Linked DNA regions of Homo sapiens: region 2 is linked to region 1. The links are chromatin loops, found by intact Hi-C in ENCODE. Cell type or tissue: Calu3. All regions are shown on one strand. Each heading gives the region's core, and the rest is flanking DNA. Links, peaks and the distances in the headings are about the cores only. Region 1 has its middle 100 kb from the start of AMOT. Region 2 has its middle 160 kb from the start of AMOT.

Evidence for each region. A loop is a pair of places that touch in the nucleus more often than their neighbours do. Peaks named below come from ENCODE experiments on the same cell type or tissue, not always from the same donor. Only the 100,000 strongest peaks of a DNase experiment are listed, where the experiment ranks them.
Region 2: it touches region 1 in a loop (2.4-fold over the local background); 2 of 110 quality-filtered maps call a loop at or near these places.

The regions. Positions count from the first base shown.
Region 1 is chrX:112,937,393-112,945,737 of GRCh38, reverse strand. No RefSeq gene overlaps it. Among named protein-coding and RNA genes, the nearest start is that of AMOT, 100 kb to the right of the region's middle. RefSeq lists an enhancer at 8,001-8,345. In Calu3, for the core only: no CTCF peak of the experiment used is centred there; a DNase peak (open chromatin) is centred at 4,017.
Region 2 is chrX:113,000,674-113,009,018 of GRCh38, reverse strand. It overlaps the pseudogene LOC124905274. Among named protein-coding and RNA genes, the nearest start is that of AMOT, 160 kb to the right of the region's middle. In Calu3, for the core only: no CTCF peak of the experiment used is centred there; no DNase peak of the experiment used is centred there.

The DNA.
Region 1 (8,345 bases), core at 300-8,299:
TGCTTTACTTAAAAAGATTTCCTCCTATCAAAGAGAACTCTTCCTTTGAAGGTGAAGATTCGCTTCTGGTCTTCTGGCCTGATTTACAACCAATGTAAACAGAATGGAATATACTCCCTTTCTCATTTGAGGATTCTAGTACAAATAAAAACAGCTTGTTAAATAAAGCAGTGATAGGGCCATTTTGCATGGTTGTGCTGAAGAAATCCATTAGTGATAAAATAGCTTTATGTTTTCGAACAAGTTTAAGGCACAGAAAGTCTCCATTTTTCCTACCTTTAATTTAGATGAAGCTTGATAATACTTGTCAGTTTAAAACTAAACATCATATATGATGCCTTTCTGAAGACCTATTTTTGGTTTAGTTTTAAACTGACAAGTATGATCAAGCTTGTTTTATATATATAGAAGAACAAAGATGAGGAATTGTAATATTTGAAAGCCAGTTTTAAAGGGAAGTTATTTTATTAAGAAGTATTTGTATCTATAAATGTATGCAGTTTTGATTTATGGGAAAAAGTCTTTTGTTTCAAAGAATCAGAATTAGTTTCATTTTGTTGCTTTGCTTTTAAACTAAACCTTACTACTTCACAAATAGATCTGAGTGCTACAAAACTCCCTTTAAAAGTTAATGGTCCTTAAAAATTTAATGCAGTAATATGCTAAGTATGATTCAGATATTTTCTTTTTTTTTTTTTTTTTTGTTTTTGAGACGGAGTCTCGCTTTGTTGCCCAGGCTGGAGTGCAGTGGTGCCATCTCGGCTCACTGCAAGCTCCACCTCCCGGGTTCACGCCATTCTCCTGCCTCAGCCTCCGGAGTAGCTGGGACTACAGGCACCCGCCACCACGCCCAGCTAATTTTTTGTATTTTTTAGTAGAGACGGGGTTTCACCGTGTTAGCCAGGATGGTCTCGATCTCCTGACCTCGTGATCCACCCGCCTTGGCCTCCCAAAGTGCTGGGATTACAGGCGTGAGTCACCGCGCCAGGCTGATTCAGATATTTTCTAAGCAATTTTAGCAAACATTAATTGAGCCCATACAATTATATTAGAACCACTGGGAGCTTTGAGTGCTTTTTAAAAATTTCTGGAGTGACTAACAAAAAATAATGTCATCTTATAATCAGGAACTGATATATTTTAAAAATGGAAAATATTTAAAAGACTAATAATTATTTCACATACAAATATTTGGAATACATCAGCTACATTGCTATTATACTAATACTGAAATAATTAAACCTAAAGGTAACACAGCTTAGAGTCTTCAAAGTTAAATGCCAGAATTCAACTTTATATTTCAGAAATAAAATAGAGTGGTCGGGCGCGGTGGCTCACGCCTGTAATCCCAGCACTTTGGGAGGCCAAGGTGGGCGGATCACGAGGTCAGGAGATCGAGACCATCCTGGCTAACACGGTGAAACCCCGTCTCTACTAAAAATGCAAAAAATAAGCCGGGCGTGGTGGCAGGCGCCTGTAGTCCCAGCTACTCGGGAGGCTGAGGCAGGAGAATGGCGTGAACCCGCGAGGCGGAGCTTGCAGTGAGCGGAGATCGCGCCACTGCACTCCAGCCTGGGCGACAGAGCGAGACTCCATATCAAAAAAAAAAGGAAAGAAAGAAAGAAAGAAAGAAAGAAAGAAAAGAAAGAAGGAAGGAAGGAAGGAAGGAAGGAAGGAAGGAAGGAAGGAAGGAAGGAAGGAAGGAAGGAAGGAAAGAAAGAAAGAAAGAAAGAAAGAAAGAAAGAAAGAAAGAAAGAAAGAAATAACATAGAGCTATGATTTTTCAGATTCAGATGTCTAGTAACCTCAGCTATTCAAAGCAACCTAGAACCCGCCAAATAAGGGAAATCATGAAAATAGCCAAGAGTTAATTAAAGGTGCATAGTTTATAGGTCTTGTGTTTATGGTATTTCACTGGCCAGAGGTAATGAGCCAAATTTCACACAAACCACCTCACCCCTCTTTTTCCTAGAAAGAGGGAATATCCGATGGATTAGCCTGGATAGCCAAATCCAGACCCATTAGCAACAAAACTGAGAAGAATAGGAAGAAAAGGAGAGAGATCAGAGAAAGAGAATGAAAGAGAGAGAAGCAGAGGGAAAGGGAATCATTGTTATAAAATACAAGAAGGATAGCAAGCAGCAGATGCCCTGACGTCAGTGATCAGAGACAGCAGAGCACAAGGAAGGAAACAAGAAGCATCTATTAGTTACCGGTCTGAGGGCTTATAGCCAAAGAAGAAACTAAATCCTCCCTAACAATGGAGAGAATCACTGAGTTAGAGAGTCAGAAATTAAAAAAAAAAAGAAAAGAAAAGAAGAAAGAAGCAATTAATCTGAAGTTAGTCACTTTAGGTTCATACAATATTCCAAACCCTAATAGTTTCCAAAGGTTTGCCATAACAGTAAAAGAATTTATAAAAACCTTGAATCAATCATATTCAAGAAAACCCTTTACAAAGGCAGTGAAGCTTAAAGTATATTTTAATATAATTTTCACCATAAACAATCTTTTTTTATGCTTGAGGGATAAAGCTTCCGTTCTCTGAAAAAAAAAAATCACAAATTCAAGACACATAATACCCACATCATGTAAGACTACTTAAAAAAATCATTCTACATAGAAAATTCCAAAATCATTAAATACTCTTTGAAGTAATGCTAATGAGTGAATACGGATGGCACTTTGGGGAAATATTGACTGATGCATTAGAGACAGTACATCACAGTAGTTAAGCCAGACAGCCTATGGCCAAATTCTAGTTCTACCACTTACTGATCTCGTCTTTGGTGACCTCATACTAAGTAACAGCTTGGGTACATTTCTTCATTGTTCTGTAGCTCAGTTTCCTCATCTGTAAAATGTAGATAACAAATGTTGCCTATCTCATAGGGTGGCTGAAGGAATAAAATGAGATAAGGCAGATAAAAGATTAGCAAAATGCCCGGGATATGGTAAACACTCCATAAATGTTAGCAATTATTATCATTACACATTACTTAGACATGTCAAATAACCTGCCCACCTTTAGTCTCTCCTGATCCTAATCCCTGCCACACACTGCCATGATATAAATTTTCTAAAAATTAACCTGCTAAAAATAAAGTTTGATGATTTCCTGTTGTGTAACAGCCAAGTCCACATTTCTTGTCTTGTAATTTAAGATAGTTAAAGCCCTGTGACAATCTGGTTCCTTTCTCCCATAATTACTATTAATTATGTGTTAGTATCTTCAACCCCATTTTACAGACAAAGAAACTGAGGCCCATTCTGTTAAGAAAAATATTGCATGTGGGACATTTCTACAGATTTACTTTTGGCTCAGCAACTTGTAATAAACCTTGAAGTTAAAGGTTGACAGTAATTATTTTGGTCCCCAGAATAATACCCCTTCCTCTCAGTTCACCATAACTTCAGGCCATGGAGATGAATCTGAAAAAAAAGGCCTAAAGAGTCCAATGATTCTATGTTTTCCAATACCTCTGTATTCTCAGTGGGAGATGGGGAAGAATTTTCAAATCCTTCATGATCAACTTCATGTTTCTAAATACTTAATAACATAAAGAAGGGTGAGAATGATTCGAAGCAAAGAAAATGCATAAAGAGAGGAAATGGAAGGGGAGAACATATAAAAAACAAAAAGGAAAAGGAGGAAGGAGAAAGGGATGGACAAAGATGCTTCAGTCACTGTTTTGTTGTTGTTGTTGTTGTTGTTTTGAGACAGGCTCTGGCTCTGTCACCCAGGGTAGAGTGCAGTGGCATGATCTCAGCTCACTGCAGCCTCGAACTCCTGGGCTCAGTTGATCCTCCTACCTCAGCCTTCTGAGTAGTGGGGACTACAGGCATGTGCCCCCAATGCCAGGCTAGTTTTTCTATTTTTTTTTTTTTTTTTTTTAGAGACAGAGTTTCAGCATGTTGCCCAGGCTGATCTTGAACTCCTGAGCTCAAGTCAAGCGATCTGGCAGTCTTGGCCTCCCAAAGTACTAGGATTACAGGCGTGAGCCATGGCGCCCAGCCAATCACTGTTGGTATACATTAACTTTTGTTTTTTGAGAAGAAATAGGCAAAATGTCTACAAAATGTGCACCCATAACAACATCTTTCACAAGAGGGCACTAGTACATAGGATGATGATATGAATATGAATGAATGTACCTGAGGGCAACAAAAGGAAGGTAACCCTGTGTTTGGCACTTGCTATGGAGCCATTCTGTTTATGCATTTCACATCCTCTACACCCCAGAGTATGCTCTGGAGCACTTGGAGAGTAAAAAGCCTTGTCTGTCATTACATCAACATGAACACGAGGTCTTTTTAGCTCCAAATAGAAAATGAAACAAACAAACAAAACACACATAAATACTACAATGCCCAAGAGAGCCAGGCACTATAAACTATCATGTGAAATGGCTGATATTTTGGAAGTCTTACAAATTTCTTTCCTATGTTTCTATTTTTATATTAGGCAACAGTTTCACTGTCACCCAACGAAACCCACGAAAATTGTATTCATTGCTAGATCTATTTGAGGTCCTTTCTTAGCATTATAACACAACTCAATTCAATAGTCCTGTAAAAAAAAATAATAACTGTGGTTGTTTTCTTAACTGATTATTCCACAGACGGGAAGGCCACTTGGAGAGGTCATCAGTCAGGTTAGAATGAGATTCTAAGTTGGAACTCAACATTGATGAGAAAAAAAACACTGAACCTAAATTTGGAAACCCTCAAAAAGGCAATTCTGTCTGTGAAACTGCAAATGATCCTCATAGAAAGGAGGGAACGTGGTAGTGTTTAAATAAACCAGTGTCATCACACCAGTAGCTTTCTGACAAATTGTTTTAAAAGAATACTTTTTTAATGGAAAGAAAGGAGAGGCTACAATAGGACATTTATATAATTGAAGCATAATAACATTCTACAAAATTCTCCCTACATGCATATTGTCTGATTGCAGAATTCTAGTTAGCAAGCATCCATGAATTTACCAAGAAAAGCAAAGGGTGCCGTTTGTCTCATCTAGAATAAAATAATAAAGAACAGTGAATATAGCAATTAACTGTTTGCAGAGTGCTTTCTTGTGCACTATTTAATTTGATCTGCATGAGAACCCTTAAGAAAGAAATTATTAATTTCTCCATTTTATGGAAGAGAAAATGAGAGGTCACAGAAAATAATTGACCTGAGTCACACTACTAATAGGTGATGACCCAGGGACTGACTGGAAGCCAGGGCTTCTTGCTCTAAAAGTTCATGCTTGTTGCTCTTTGCTGCTTCTTGTCAAAATGAATACATTGCCATGAAGCTGAGAAAAGACATCGATTTTACTTATGTTTGTGTTTCACAGAAACTGACATATTTATATACAACTACATGAATATGTATTTATAAATAAATAGCTTTATTTATGAAATTTATAAATTATTTATAGAGTTACAAATAAATTAGAATCCTGTTCATTCTAAGACATACCAGGCTATGACAATACTTTAATTGTGTATTATTTCTACTTTGACAACAATTACAAGGGATTCTGTTTATTTTTCAACAATATGAAATTATTCAGAATCGGTTATTCAGAATCAATATCAGAAAGAATAACTGATTTATTAAAGGCTTTAATTACATAGAAGGCTACAGCTCTTTTAACGCAGGTTAGGTTTTTAACTTTAAATAGGTTTTTATTTGCAATTTATAGAAGTCATACATTGTTATTGTAGACAATTTGGAGTACACAGAAATTTAGTGCTTTTTAAATTTTTTTTCTTTTTTAATTTTTATGACTACATAGTAGGTATATATTCATGGGGTACATGAGATGTTTTGATACAGGCATGCAATATGAAATAATCACATCATGTAGAATCAGGTATCCTTCCCCTCAGGCACTTACCCTTTGAGTTACAAACAATCCAATTACACTCTTTATTTTAAAATGGACAATTAAGTCATTATTGACGATAGTCACCCTGATGTTCTGTCAAATAGTAGGTCTTATTCCTTCTTTCTATTTTTTGTACCCATTAACCATCCGCACATCACCCCCAGCCCCCTACTACCCTCCCCAACCTCTGACAACCATCCGTCTACTCTCTATGTCCGTGAGTTCAATTGTTTGATTTTTAGATCCCACAAATAAGTAAGAACATGCAGTTTCTTTTTCTGTGCAAGGCTTATTTCACTTAACATAATGATCTCCAGTTCTATCCATATTGTTGCAAATGAATGGATCTCATTTTTTTTATGGCTGAATAGCACTCCATTGTGTATATGCTCCACATTTTCTTTATCCATTCATCTGTTGATGGACATTAGTTTGATTCCAAATCTTAGCTATTATGAACAGTGCTGCAACAAACATAGGAGTGCAGGTATCTCTTTGATATACTTTCTTTTGGGTATATTCCCAGCAGTGGGATTGCTGGATCATATGGTAGTTCAACTTTTAGTTTTTTGAGGAACGTCCAAATCGTTCCCATAGTGGTTGTACTAATTTACATTCCCACCAACAGTATACAAGGGTTCCATTTTCACCACATCCTTGCCAGCATATAAGCCATTTTAACTGGGGTGAGATGATATCTCATTGTAGCTTTGATTTGCATTTCTGATGATCACTGATGTTGGGCATCTTTTCATATGCCTGTTTGCCATTTGTATGTCGTCTTCTCAGAAATCTCTATTCAAATCTTCTGCTCATTTTTTATTGGATTACTAGACTTTTTCCTATAGAGTTATTTGAGTTCCTTATATATTATGATTATTAATCCCTTGTCAGATGGGTAGTTTGCAAATATTATCTCCCATTCTGTGGGTTGTCTCTTCACTTTCTTCATTGTATCATTTGCTGTGCAGAAGTTTTTTAACTTCATGTGATCCCATTTGTCCATGTTTGCTTTGGTTGCTTGTGCTTGTGGGATATTGCTCAAAAAATCTTTGCCCAGACCAATGTCCTGGAGCTTTTCTCCAATGTTTTCTTGTAACAGTTTCATAGTTTGAGGTCTTAGATTTATGTCTTTAATCCATTTTGATTTGATATTTGTATCTGGCAAGAAATAGGGGTCTAGTTTCATTCTTCTGCATATGGATATCCAGTTTTCATAGCACCATTTATTGAAGAGACTTTCTTTTCCCTAGTTTATGTTCTTGGCACCTTTGTCAAAAATGAGTTCACTGAAGGTGTACGGATTTGTTCCTAGGTTGTCTATTTTGTTCCATTGGTCTAGGTGTCTCTTTTTATGCCAATACCATGCTGTCTTGGTTACTATACCTCTGTAGTACAATTGGAAGTCAGGTAATGTGATTCCTTTAGTTTAGTTTTTTTTTTGTTTTTTGTTTTTTGTTTTTTGTTTTGTGTGTGTGTGTGTGTGTGTGTGTGTTTGTGTGTGTGTGTGTTTTGCCTTAGGATAGCTTTGGCTATTCTGGGTCTTTCATACTTCCATATAAATTATAGGATTGTTTTTGTATTTCTGTGAAGAATGTAATTGGTATTTTGATAGTAATTGCATTGAATCTGTGGATTGCAATTAACAGTATGGACATTTTTAACAACATTGATTCTTCCAATCCATGAACATGGAATATTTTTGCATTTTTTGGTGTCCTCTTCCATTTATTTTACCCATGTTTTACAGTTTTCATTATAGAGATATTTCACTTCTTTGGTTAATTCCTAGGTATTTAATTTTATGTGTAGCTATTGTAAATGGGATTACTTTTTTTATTTTAAGTTCTGGGATACATGTGCAGAATGTGCAGGTTTGTTACATAGGTATACATGTGCCATGGTGGGTTGCTGCACCTATCAACCCATCGTCTAGGTTTTAGGCCCCGTATGCATTAGGTATTTGTCCTAATGCTCTCCCTCCCCTAGACCCCCACCCTTCGACAGGCCCCAGTGTGTGATGTTCCCCTTCCCTCATTGTAACTTTGAACTCCTGGGCTCAAGCAATCCTCCCACCTCCAATTCCCATGTAGCTGGGACTACATATGAACACCACCATGCCCGGCTAAATATATATATACATATATACATATATATATACACACACACACACACACACACACACATATATACACACACACATATATATATACACACACACATATATATATATATACACACACATATATATATATATTTTAGAGGTGGGGTTTCACCATGTTGCTCAGTCTGGTCTCAAATTCCTGGGCTCAAGTGACCCTCCTGCCTTGGCCTTTCAAAGTGCTGGAATTACAGGTATAAGCCACTGCAACCAACTGGGGCCACAATTTTTAATTGGTGGCATTTGGCTCCTGTAGAGACATTGTCTAAAAGTTTCCTGCCTTTCTAGGCTGCTCCTTTC
Region 2 (8,345 bases), core at 235-8,234, 63 kb before region 1:
CAGTCAGTCTAAGCTGGTCAAAACTGGTTACAGCTGGCCAGAGCCAATCAAAGCTGGTCACAGCTGGTTAGAATCAGTTAAAGCCCACCATGCCAGTCAAGGCTGATCATGATCAGTGAAATCCAGCCAAAGGTGGTCATGGCTGATCACTGTGGGTCCAAGCCCATTGTGGCTGGTCAGACCGCAAAAAGGAATTAGTACAATCTAGCCCAGTCATCTAATTTTAGATACATGAGATTGGGTGAAATCCAGAGAGGTAAATATTCGTTTTCTTTTTTCTTTTTATTTCCCTAAGACTTCTGAGTCAAGGGTAAATATCCAAGTCCCTAAATTATTGAGTGACACAGCCACTGACTAGATCTCTGGTGTCCTGGCTGACAGACCAGTGTTCTTTCTTACACATCAAGACTTAGCTAATGTTCTAGCAGCCCAAGTCAGCAGAATTATCAAACTCACTGACTTCAGTTCCATTTGCATATATACATAGTGGTGTTGAGATGGGGTTATGGCTTTAGAAATTCATGGCAACATACGTTTTGGAAAACTTTCAAATAAAAGCTAAAAATAGGAAATGCTATAGCAAATTCTGTCACATAATTTTTTTAATAGTATGTGTGCTTTAGATGTAAAATTTATTCACCACACCATCAAAAATTAATTGCCAGATTATCTTGCAAGCTAAGAAAAACAAACCATTAAGTTTAGTAGATCAGTATACTCTCCAGGTGACATTTATTATCTTCATTAGACAACTGACTGGTCACATCTGCTTTCTTCGCCATAATATGCACACAGGATTATCTTATGTAGAAAAAGGTCCACCAGACATTCAATTAACCCAGCTGTCACACATCTGTTGCTGTCTCTATAAATGTGCAGTTAACTGGAAATTACTCTTCTGATAACTTTACATCTCTTTTTTTATTGTGATAGTCTCTTACTTCCTCCATACAAACTACCTCAATGGCTTTGTTTGTGATCCAAAGATTCTAGAACATATCCAACTATTTCTGATCCTCTGAATGGAGGAACAAGTCTGGCATTTACATTTAGTGATTTGGAATCTTACAGATGCAGTCTCAGTGTAATTCATCAGATATTAAAATAAGAACCTAGACTACTTAATAAAGGTCTGAAGTTGTTATTCTACTCCAACCATTACTATTAACTTGCTGTGAGTGCCTAAGTAAATTGTATTACTGCCTTATAGTTGAGTTTTCCAGTTTGTAATATATGCAGGAGGAGAGAGCTCTCCATGCTACTTTATAAAACTTTTGGAACATTGTGTGTGGTTATTCAAATTTCCTGGGGGCATCAACTATATTGTGGTATTAGAGTCCCCCAGAAAACTGAGATAAATAAATGTACCAACACAGCCTTTTTTTTTTTTTTTTTTTTTTTTTTATTTGAGGTGGAGTCTTGCTCTGTCGCCCAGGCTGGAGTGCAGTGGAGTGATCTCGGCTCACTGCAACCTCCGCCTCCCAGGTTCAAGTGATTCTCCTGCCTCAGCCTCCTGAGTAGCTGGGATTACAGACACACGCCACCACACCCGGCTAATTTTTTTGTATTTTTAGTAGAGACGCGGTTTCACCATGTTGGTCATGCTGGTCTTGAACTCCCGACCTCGTAATCCACCCGGCTGAGCCTCCTAAAGTGCTGAGATTACAGGTGTGAGCCACCGTGCTTGGCACAGCTTTCTCTTCCTTAATAAATAAATAACAAATATTATCATGCATTTAACAGCACTTCACATTATTCAAAAGGGCTTCACCAAGAAGGCATTTTTGAGTACCTGCTATGTGCCACACCCTGCAGTAGGTGCTAAAACTATAAAAATTATTAAAACCTAGTCCCTTGGTTTAGGGGTCTTTAAGGCAGCCCAATAGATAAAAAGTCCCTTTCCTGTTCAAGTCCTGAAACAAATTGAAATGTAGCATATGGTAGTAAGGTAGACAGATACCAAAATACCAACGTCATTGCTCCTAAAACTAGTATTGAAGAATATGGTGCATCTAAGTCCACATGGACTTTATAATCAGACCCTGAGATTTACAGACTTAACCACTCAACAGAATTAGACCTGGAAAACAGAGCCAGCCCTGGAGAACAAAGGAGAATATATGCTCCCTGCAGGCAGCTACTCCCAAGGAAGCAGAGCAAAGGAAGGGACTGCACTAGGCTTGCTTAATTTCTCCATTCAAAGTTGTCAATCAGCCAGGCACAGTTGCTTCCGCCTCTAATCCCAGCTACTTGGGAGGCTGAGGCGAGAGGATTGCTTGAGACCAGGAGTTCGAGACTAACCAGGGCAACATATTGAGACCCCACCACCACCCCAAGACTCCATCTCTAAAAAGAAACAAACAAACAAAAAACAAAGTTGCAAAACAAATATGTGCTCTTCACCCATCCTCAGTTAAGAATGAGTATGGAACAAATCAGTGCCAGAAGTGTTACACAAATGGATGTCCTTCCACCTGGTAGGAAACATCTGAAGTGGAAAGGAATCATTCCCCCACCCTAATACCTACCCTCAAGAACCTCATTACATTGATATTCACAGCAATCCTAAGAGGTAAATAGGAAATTACTATTTTAACTGTTTTATTTTATTTTATTTCTTCTTATTTTCTTCTTTTTAGACTCTAAATTATGATTAACTGTTTTATGGTAGAGAAAGCTGAGACATGGAAGAGTCACAGAGCTAGGCTGAAACCATAGTAGAATAATATCTTAATTCTTTATGGTATGAACTTGGACATTTTTACCAGTGAAATTAGGTGATGAATTTGTCTATACAATGCCTTACTTTTTTTGCAAGTGAAACATAGGCTTTAATCCAAATGGTTTTGTGATTATCTAAGGTTATGACAAAAGCATCTATCATCTTGTGTACAGATGAGGTTATTTGCACATTCAAATCTTCCATCTCTCTTTCAAGGTTAGGAGTAAAAGTTTTTTAAAAAGAAAAGGCAAAAGCAGATAAGCTTTAAAAAATGGAATGCCACCATAGTAAAGTTTTATAGAGAAAGGAGCCAGGCATAGGTGAGGGAAGCAGATAAGAAAGACAAAATAAAACCAGGCAGTTATCCAATGCTCAATATGAGAAAGAATGCTTAATTTAGTCAACTGACACTGTGTTTCTTTTTTTTTTTCTTTTTTTCTTCCTTTAAATGAATAAACCTATGAAATGTGTACCTATAGTAATTATTAGATTCACACATTAAGCATTTTATATGTTTTCGGTTCTGGGCTAAGTACTATATAAATAATACTATATACATAAAGTGCTATGTAAATGCATGTACAAGGAAGTCACCCTCTCTGTTTTGTTTCACATGGGAAAACAGACTTATTTGGATCAAGCAACTTATCTTTTTTCACATAATCAGTAGTATGTGAGAGTGTCAAGATTTGAACCCAAGATGTCTGACTCCAGAGCCCATACTCAGTCAGTTCATTCTTATTTTTTGTTTTTCTTTTTTGTGATTTTTCTTTTTCTTACCCAGTTCATTCTACTGGTCTATCAGCTAAGAGCAGAAATTGTTACTTCTGGGTGGAGCACATTCCAGCAGGGAAAAGAAAATATGTCTAAGATAGCTACCTTATTTGAAGCTTATAATGCAGTTAGGTACACATGGTATAAACACTAAAAAGCTTATGGTAAGTGAACACAAATGAACATATTAACAAGTATATGAGCCTTGAGATGAACTGGAATGAAAAAAATTATTGGAGAGGGAGAGTGTTAAGCTGACAAGCATGTGCTCATAGTCTGAGCTGTTTAAAGATAAGCCGCCTCCAGAAGTAATAAGTTCTCATCATGAGAGGGACTTCTCACACAGGCTGAAGGAACAAACATTTGGTAGATCAAATTATTTAAAATGACATCCAAAGTCCTTCCAACCCTGAGATTCTATGATTTAGTTATTATTTTGAATAGCCACTATGTGCTAAGTCCTGGGGTAAGTTCCTCTCACAAAGGGGAATAAGACATACCCTAAAAAAGCCCACAGTTTAGTGGAGCACATAGCATAAACTTAGAAATATAGAATACAGTGTAAGAAGTACTCATATGACATGGGAACAAAGAAAATGTGCACCTAATCCAAACTGGGAAGGGCACTTAAAAAGGAAAACTGAAAATGTTTCCTAGATACGAAGCCTAAACTAACTCTTGAAGGAAGAGTAGAAAGCTAGCTAGGTTTTATTTTATCTATTGCAATGTAACAAACCATCCCTAAAACTTAAAACCAAAAAAAAGTATTATGTCTCATAATTTTGTGGGTAAGAAATCCAGGCAGGGATCAGTTGGCCAATTCCTCTGCCCTTCTCTTGAAGTTACTCAATGGTACTCAGCAGCTGAGCTGGTCTGCAGGGTCCAAGACAAATTCACTCACATACCCGGTCTCTTGTAGGGGATGGCTTTAAAGACTGGTCTCAACTAAAACTCTCCTTCTCTTTATGTGATCCCTTTAGTAGGGTAAGTGTATTCTTACATGGTGGCTCAGGAATCCAAAAACTAGTGCCACAAGAGATCAACATGAATGAACCTCAGAACAGTGAATTTGGATTTGCTATATTACATAAATTGTAAACATTCTAAGAACTTGGGTAAGAGAAAATGATGTCGGCAAAAATGGATTTAACTTACCTCCATACCAGATGGGCCAGATGCGACAGAAGTGGGGGCACAGAAAACCACTTAATTGTTGCAATTTTTATACTAAGAGCTACACTTGTGTGGTGTCTATAGCAGCAGAAAATAGAGGATATCCAGACATTACTGTGAAGACATACTAAAATTATGGATAGCAAGGTGTCCATTTGACTCCCAACTACTGATTATTGGGGAACATTATCATCAAACTACTTGCTTCAGATGGGTAAAAAACAGATGGATAAAAGCAGACATCAGTCTATTTTTAAGACTGTTGACTATTTACTCACTTTATTCAAGCTAACACTAAAGATGTTAGAGGCCTAGTACTGGATAAATGTGTAAAGTATCAATTAAGGCTCATAATAAGCCTTGATCGCTTATAATGGAGGTAAGATTCAGGGAAATGTCCCAAGGAGTTTCCTGTGGATGCCTGAATAAATCTTCCCCCGACACCATACCTTCCTCTCTTGCCTGTAACTCCTTACTATGAACCAAAGAAATAGGTAGGTAATTGCTCACAAAGGGAGCTACAAGAAGATTTAAAAGTCACTTACAAATTCAACTAAGGTATTTCAACAAAATAGACTGTTTTCCTCAGGAAAATGGCATTCCATTATAATTTATAAAATTATAAAATTTCTTAAGCAAACTTCCCAGACCAGTGTAATTAGGAAGGTATTTAAGACTCTCCTTTCTTCCTAACTCTAATTGTCCCCGAGTTATTTTCTTTTTTTTACTTTAAAACTAAGCAATATAGGCTCACGCCTATAATCCCAGCACTTTGAGAGGCCGAGGTGGGCAGATCACCTAAGGTCAGGAGTTCGAAACCAGCCTGGCCAACATGGTGAAACCCTGTCTTTACTAAAAATGCAAAAATTAGGCAGGCATGGTGGTGCATGCCAGTAATCCCAGCTACTCAGGAGGCTGAAGCAAGAGAATCTCAAACCTGGGAGGCAGAAGTTGCAGTGAGCCGAGATTGCGCCACTAGACACCAGTCTCGGCGACAGAGCAAGACTCTGTCTCAAAGAAAAAAACAAAAACAAAAAGAAAAGAAAGTTAAAAAATAAAAATAAAAAAAAACTAAGCAATACTTTAGCTTTTCTTAGACTCTAGAGCCAGTCTTGTGATGTTCAGTTGGATAGCTCGGAGCTTTCCCTCGGGCCACTTCATCATTGTTTCTCGTTATCAGCTAATTAAAATGAGACTAGTAAAAGACAAGCTTTCACAATTGGACTCAAAAGAGAAGACAGCCGGAGATTGGGTCGTCTGTCCCTACCAAACTTACAGACTTTAGATGATTGGAGCAGATCATTTACATTTGTGCAACCAGTATTATACCTATTTTCAAAAGAAAGTCTATTACTCCTGAAATCATCTTGGGGTTTGACTTATCGAACTTATTTCTTCAAGTAAAATAAATTCTAAAAGCATTAAGAACCTTTACATGACATAGAAAATGGTTGATCTTTTGAGAGAAAATGGCCAGGCCAAAAAAAAAAAAAAAAAAAGAAAGAAAGAAAGAAAAGAAAAAAGAAAAAGATTGAACTACACAATGGAAAAAAGGATGCTTGATTTTGTTGAAATGACTATAAACTTTAAAATGAGAGACTCACAGCTTACAAAATGTCTCCTCTCAGATGCAATTCTTTTTTAAAAATTTAATCACTTTCTCAGCCGTGTACGTTTACAGTATATTCAAATGTAAATCAAATCACTAAGACAACGAAACCATTCACAATTTATAAACTGTGTCCATAAAAAATTCCATTTTGCCAATAATAAACAGGAACAGTCTCTGCATCACTTTGATTTCCATAAAGAAGTATTATCAGAGGTTGACACGTTATGTTCTTTTTTTAAAAAGACTATTTATTTATTTATTAATTTAGACAGAGTCTCACTCTGTTGCCCTGGCTGGAGTGCAATGGCCCAATCTCGGCTCACTGCAACCTCCGCCTCCCAGGTTCAAGTGATTCTCCTGCCTCAGCCTCCCCAGTAGCTAGGGTTACAGGCATGCGCCATCACTCCCAACTAATTTTTGTACTTTAGTAGAGATGGGGTTTTACTATGTTGGCCAGGCTGGTCTTGAACTCCTGACCTCAAGTGATCTGCCCACCTCGACCTCCCAAAGTGCTGGGATTATAGGCGTGAGCTACCATGGCTGGCCTATATGTTATCTTTTTTAAATAAAACATCTTATTAATTTAGACCCCTGGGACCCTTAACTATTATATCATGACTTTAGTTTTGCAAAGTCTGCCCACAAGTAGGTTTTTTTTTTAATGTATTAAATACCTAACGCTGCTATGCGAACATACTGTCACCAGATGGCAGTTGTATGCCACAGCCCTCAAGGTTTGATCTATAAGACATAAGCTAAGACTTGTTTCATTGAAGTAGAGATATTATCTTTCTTTTACCTTGTTCATATCAAAAGCATATAATAAACTTAAATAATAACGAAATCTGAAAACACTTTTTTTTTTTTTGAGACAGAGTTTCGCTATGTCGCCCAAGCTGGAGAGCAGTGGCATGATCTCGGTTCACCACAACCTCCACCTCCTGGGTCCAAGCGATTCTCCTGCCTCAGCCTCCAGAGTAGTAGCTAGGATTACAGCCATGCACCACCATGCCCAACTAATTATCGTATTTTTAGTAAAGACAGGGTTTCACCATCTTGGCCAGGCTGGTCTCGAACGTCCTACCTCAGGTGATCTGCCCGCCTCGGCTTCCCAAAGTGCTGGGATTACAGGCATGAGCTACCACGCCTGGCCTGAAAATGCCACACAAATGCCAAACAAGTGAACTCCAGGATGCAATTTTATTTGCACAACATATCTTACTCTAACCAAATACCAATGTTTCATTAGAATGCTAATCTTTATATCTGTTATCACTTCGACTTAATAGTTCTTCCTGATTTTCTTTTATCCTCAATTTACAGTCTTGTCCCACACCCCTCGCCCAACACTCAGTTAGTCAAACACCATATAGCCATGGCAGCCTAGTTATCCCAACTAAAGGAATAGCATCTCTTATGGTCTCTTCATCTCCCTGAAGCTTTCTGGTTCTTTTATTTTTCTCTGTTTCTTCCTCTTCGCTTAGGATATATACTTTACTCTCCATAGTTCCTAGAAAATGTATCTTCAAGTTTGTTTCTAATTTTAAAAATTTGTTTCATTTTTCTTGTTGAGAATAATTTACACTGCTCCATTGCTGGAACTGACTAAATCCTTTTGTGGTTCATGAGTGCGATGATTGGTTTTTCACACATATATGTGAGATGTGCCTCCCTCAAACCTTGTTAGGAGTAGAAGGTAGGCACATTACCTATCTGACGTGAAAAAAAGAAGAGAAAAAAGTAACATATCTAAAAGGTGCCCAAACAACCCAATTCAAAAATGGCAAAGACTTGAATAAATATTTCTCCAAAGACAATATACCAGTAATAAGCACATTAAAAATACTCAACATCATTAGTTATTAAAGAAATGCAAATCAAAACCACAATGAAATACTACATCATACCCACTGCAATGGTTATAAACAAAAAAAATCGAAAATAAGTGTTGCTGAGGATGTGGAGAAATTAGAACCCTCTTACACTGCTGGTGAGAATGTGAAAATAGTGCACCCACTACAGAAAACGGTTCGGTAGGCCATGCACGGTGGCTCACAACTGTAA